Linked DNA regions of Mus musculus: region 2 is linked to region 1. Evidence: chromatin loops called from intact Hi-C (ENCODE). Cell type or tissue: left cerebral cortex. All regions are shown on one strand.

Region 1 (2,500 bases):
GGAGGGCGGGTGGTCTGTCACCTCTTAAAGAACGGCTGGAAAGGAAGCCTAGTGACACCGGCCACTTGTCAAGGCTGATTCAGCTTTGTTACTGGCTCAGAGGGTCAAGTTACCAAGCGGGATTGGGACAGATACGTAGATCTCAAACAGAACAGCTGACATTATTTGATCTGCTGAGGTCACAACTCAACACACAATAGAGACGAACCCCGTCCACCCAGCAGTGAGGCTAATTTTTCCTTTTCAACACATAAACCGGAATTGTGTAACTAAGGGGAAAATGTCCAAGGCATAAACACAAAGATGCTGTCAGCAAGGGGCCATTTTATGAGCTTTGAATGGGAGAACATCTTTCCAAATGGACGCTGGAGACCGAGACCTACAAGACTTGGGGTCTCACCAGTCTGTCCATTCAGACTTCATGTGTCAGACTTAATTCCAAAGACCTTTTGGTAATTTTCAAATATCAAATTCACCATTCGAGAGAAGATTTGTTGGCAGGGAGAATTTTCTATATGCACTGAAAACAATAAAAAACAAAACAAAACAAAAACCCAGTATTGCAACGCCTTTGAGAACGGCAGTCTCAGCATTCAACTAAGCATATAGTCCAGCAAGGGAGGAGGCGATGTCAATGATGATGATGATGATAATGGTTTATGTGATTTAGGTGTGTAGGCTCTGGTGTGTTTGTTGTAAGAAAAAACAAACTAACAAACACACACAAAAAAAACACCTCAAGCCCTCAAATTTTATATTCAGTGTGAATAATAAGACAGTCAGTACAATACGATAATAATAATACACTCGATAATAATAATACACTCAGTCAATACAATAATGGAAATGTACTCAGGGTTTTAGAAAGGAAAATTCAACCACTTCTCAGACAGTTTATGACTGCTGTTTCACCCCATGGTGGTGAGAAACTGGGCACCTCCTCCAGGAGGAATCCGCGGAACAGATACATTCCTGGGATAACACTGCATGATCCAAATCTACAACATCTGTAAGATCACAAAAAACAAAGAGAGAAAGACCACCAATTCGCATCTCTCCCTTCTCCAACATTCCCCACACAAGCAGATGGGGAAAACAATCCTTGAGTATTTGAAAACACCATGGGCTGGGGGAGGCAACTCATGAACAAGAAAAAAAGCACTCTTTTATTCCAACCGGGCTTTATTAAAAAAAAAAAAGATTTTTTTTCTTAAACTCAGTTTTAATTCAAGTCATTTGTAGTTAGTTATTGTTCAATATATGACATTCGTTTGCCTTAAATAAGAAGAAAAATTCTAAGAATTTGGAAAACTAACGAAGTTTAACACTCTTGAGATTGGAAAAATACATTCTCAGAATAGCTCTTCCAAAAATGTCCTGTAGGGGGCACTAGAGGGGTACAGTTGAGGCTGACTTGGGAAATCACAGTCATTTCTGGTAAAAGTTGTTTGATGTGAGGAATGTCCCAGCCTGGTACAGTTGGCAAAAGTTCACTCTGGGGAATTTTGTGTGTGTGTGTGTGTGTGTGTGTGTGTGCGCGCGCGCATACGCCTGTTGGAAGAATGTGGCAGGGGGGAAAAGTTGGCCTGATGGTCCCTGATCCTGAAGGAAATGCCCTTGACTTACTCTCACAAGTCATCAGAACAGATAGCTGCCTTGGAAAAGTTCCGTGTCTTGTTTTGTTTTGTTTTTCATTTGAAGGGGGCCTGGCTGAAGAAAACAAGTTATGAAATGACCTATGTTTGTGTAACTGGCTGGATTGCGTAATGCCAGGGCCCTGAAACCGTAACAGCCAAGGAGCAGGGCACAGCATATATCTGGAGGTGTTGTCCCAGGAAAAAGAAAATCACAACAACAAAGCACACTCCAGGAGGAAGAGGTGCATCCACCTAGCTCCAAAAAAAATTAAATTGCCAGGGATTGATTAACCTTTGAGATTGAGATTATAGCTACAACAGGAAATAGTTTTCGTGTTTTGAGTTCCTGCCATAGACACAAGCAGAGGTCTTAACAAAGAGCTGTCTGCCTCCCACCCCACAGGTCAGTGGGGAAGTACTAGGTACTTAGTACTAAGACGCAGTATTAAGACCTTATGAAGCTAGATGTCGCGGGGGGGGGGGTCGGGGGGGGAGTGCCAGACAGCAAATTTATGGGGATACAGGACCCCACAAACAAGGAGAACAGGGGGAAAATAGTATGCACTTGCACAAGGAAAACCAGGAACTTCTCACAAGTTCCACTGATTGGATTGGTCCACCGTGCAGTCATAAAGGAGGAAGGCCCAGTCACTAACTGCCAGGAAAGCTTCCCCATGTAGAGGGCTGGGAGCAGAGCTGATTACAGACTTTATCTGGCATGTAATAAAGTTACCTTGAGCCCAGATTGGGGTGGGGTAGCAGCACAGACTTGGGAAGTAACAAAAACAGAGGCCTATCACTGGGACCACAGAACAGTTTTATAGACAGCCAGATCAGGGAGGGGGAAGCCTTCCCCCTGTTCC
Region 2 (2,500 bases), 330 kb after region 1:
TCCTATGCAGCCAGTCTCTGGCAAACTAAAGCGATAAATGGCAACATGAGCTGACCTGCTGGGAACTGAAGGCCTGCCTTCTTCCCATGGTGGGGGAGTAGGCTGTGTTCACAGAAGCAGGGCATCGGAAGAGTAGTATGTGGTTGTGGAAATAAAGACCAACACAATGTGAAGCAAGCAGGCATGGGAGAGAAGGAGACTAGGGTCTTTAGTGACGTTATTTCAGCCACAAGACCAACATCAGTCCAACTGTGCACTTGCAGAGTTCTATAGGCCAATGGACTCTCTTTACTTTTTGAAGACAATTTGAAGCAAGTTTCTATTACAAAAAAAAAAAAAAAAAAGGACCAAAATAAAAGAAGGAAGAGGAGGAAAGAGAGTAGAACAGGTCCAGGGTGTGGGTGGAGGTGGGGAGATAGAGACCAAAACTGATCCTGCTATGTCACCTTCTCTAGGAGTGAAGGAGGAGGTACAGGAACTCTTAGCAAGCCACAAAGCCACATAACTACTGAAAAACCTTTAAGTACAGAGTCACTTTAAGGTACTGAATCTTTTTACAATCATGTGGGAGAAAACCTACAAAAAGAATGAATGTATTTTCACTAACCCTACAATAAACAAAAAAGAAAAAGTAAAAGTAGAAACAGACGGCCATACTTTTATAAAGTATGAGTCATTTAATGAACTTAAAACACATCTGCAGTAGGTATCTAAGATGCTCCCCGTCCTAGAGCTTTTCAAAGATGAAGACGCCATTTGTCTCAGTGAGTAATAAGGCAGCCTTCCAGAGAAACGAGCAGAGCCGCTAAGGCTGTAAGGAATGAACTGGCTGAGACCAGATAAGGACCCTTTGATCGTTGGCATGTAACTTGGGGCCATAGAGAACAATCTGCATCTGGCCTTTCTTGAGAACGGAGCTTGGTGCGGTGTTCATTGACTTCATGGTCCCTTACCCAGCAGATATTTTTACCTCTGCTCCACTTAACTAGAGCACATGCAGCACGTTCGAGCTGTCTGGTGGTGGTGTCACATGAGTGCTGGCTATATGCCAAGCTGGGAATGTGTGCCTTGGAGCAGAAAACCTTTATATCTTCTGCAAACAATCTCTCTCTCTCTGGAGACCTAAAATGGGCCCCACAGAGCAGCCACACTGACTGCACTCAAACCATATATCAACGTAGCAGTACATAGTGAACACTGTTTAATGAACTTTCGCTTCTTCAAACTTGTCATCCCTCTCCAATCCCCAAACCCAAACCTTACCAGTTCTTTCAACACTGTGGTGAACCTCACAATCAACCAAAGAAAGGCATTTGTTCCAGAGCTGTCATGAATAATTACACAGTTCCCCAGGCCAATGAACTGCTTCAGAAACCTTAGCCAGGTTTTCCCATTCCAAGGTACCAATATCTAATGCTAGTAACCCACTAACAAACAAACAAAATGGGATCTCTTTTCTCACAACCACCATTTCTTTTAAAAAAACAAACAAACAAAACAAAAAACAAAAAAACCAACTCTTCCAGGTTGCCCAAGCTAGTAATCATGGCAAGAAAAGTGGAGGCAGAAGAATTTGGTGATGAGGGCTAGCCTCTGCTACTCACCAAGACCCTGTCTCAAAACGAAACAACCAAGCAACAAAACAAAACAGGGATTATGGATATAGCTCAGTGGCAGAGCACCTACTTAGCATGCACCACAGGCACTGAGGTGTCAGGTAAAGGGACAATCTCTCAAAGAAGGTTGTCACTTCATAGTCTTCACTAACCAGACGATCCTGATCTCCTGAAGCAAGTATGACAGCCTTGGGTGTCTTCAGAACAATGTGGATGTATCTTTGAAAGGCAAGCTCATGGGTCCTATCATTGAAACATGGATTTAATAAGCCCAGATGATACTTACCCTTTGGGTATACAGAACTTATTCTGTATTCTGAACCATAGTCAGGCATTTCATAGCAAGGAAGAAAATTTAACCATCTTTATAACAATCTGACTTATTGTTTTACAATGATTCCTTAAACCCTCCTATGAGCCCCTCTGATGTCAGGATGGCTAGTCTCCCTTCTGGACTTTTCGACTACTTGTCCCACATGTTTCTCAGGAAGAGAATTTGTTTATAGAAAACGTGTCTCACAATCAAAGATTTCTAGCAAGTATTAACTCCTGGAATCCAGGGCTACCTAACCTAGAGCAGGGTGGGAAGTGGGTATGATATATTTCAATAATGTAGAGCCAGACAGAGTGGCATATACTTACAATCCCAATATATGGGAGGGAGAAGCAGGAACTCAGTTAAAGGTCAACCCTAACTATGTAGCAAGTTCAAGGCCAGCAATGGCCTACATTTGAGGTCCTGTCTTAGGGAAGGGAGAGCCAATTAATTCTACTCTTGGTAGTTTCTGCCTCTCCCACAGCTCTTTATTACCTGTTCCCCTCTTTTGCCTGGATATGGAATATCTTCTAGACCTCTCCTGAGGCCCGAGCATTCCTGGTTTAAT

What was found. A loop is a pair of places that touch in the nucleus more often than their neighbours do. Peaks named below come from ENCODE experiments on the same cell type or tissue, not always from the same donor. Only the 100,000 strongest peaks of a DNase experiment are listed, where the experiment ranks them.
Region 2: it touches region 1 in a loop (4-fold over the local background); 3 of 42 quality-filtered maps call a loop at or near these places.

What each region holds. Positions count from the first base shown.
Region 1 is chr5:32,138,842-32,141,341 of GRCm38, reverse strand. All of the region lies in intron 1 of Fosl2 (fos-like antigen 2), which reads right to left. Among named protein-coding and RNA genes, the nearest start is that of Fosl2, 3.6 kb to the right of the region's middle. In left cerebral cortex, a CTCF peak has its summit at 1,380 (motif pointing right); DNase peaks (open chromatin) are centred at 1,392 and 1,766; H3K4me3 peaks cover 266 bases.
Region 2 is chr5:31,809,684-31,812,183 of GRCm38, reverse strand. All of the region lies in intron 4 of Babam2 (BRISC and BRCA1 A complex member 2), which reads right to left. Among named protein-coding and RNA genes, the nearest start is that of Babam2, 110 kb to the right of the region's middle. In left cerebral cortex, no CTCF peak of the experiment used is centred here; a DNase peak (open chromatin) is centred at 967.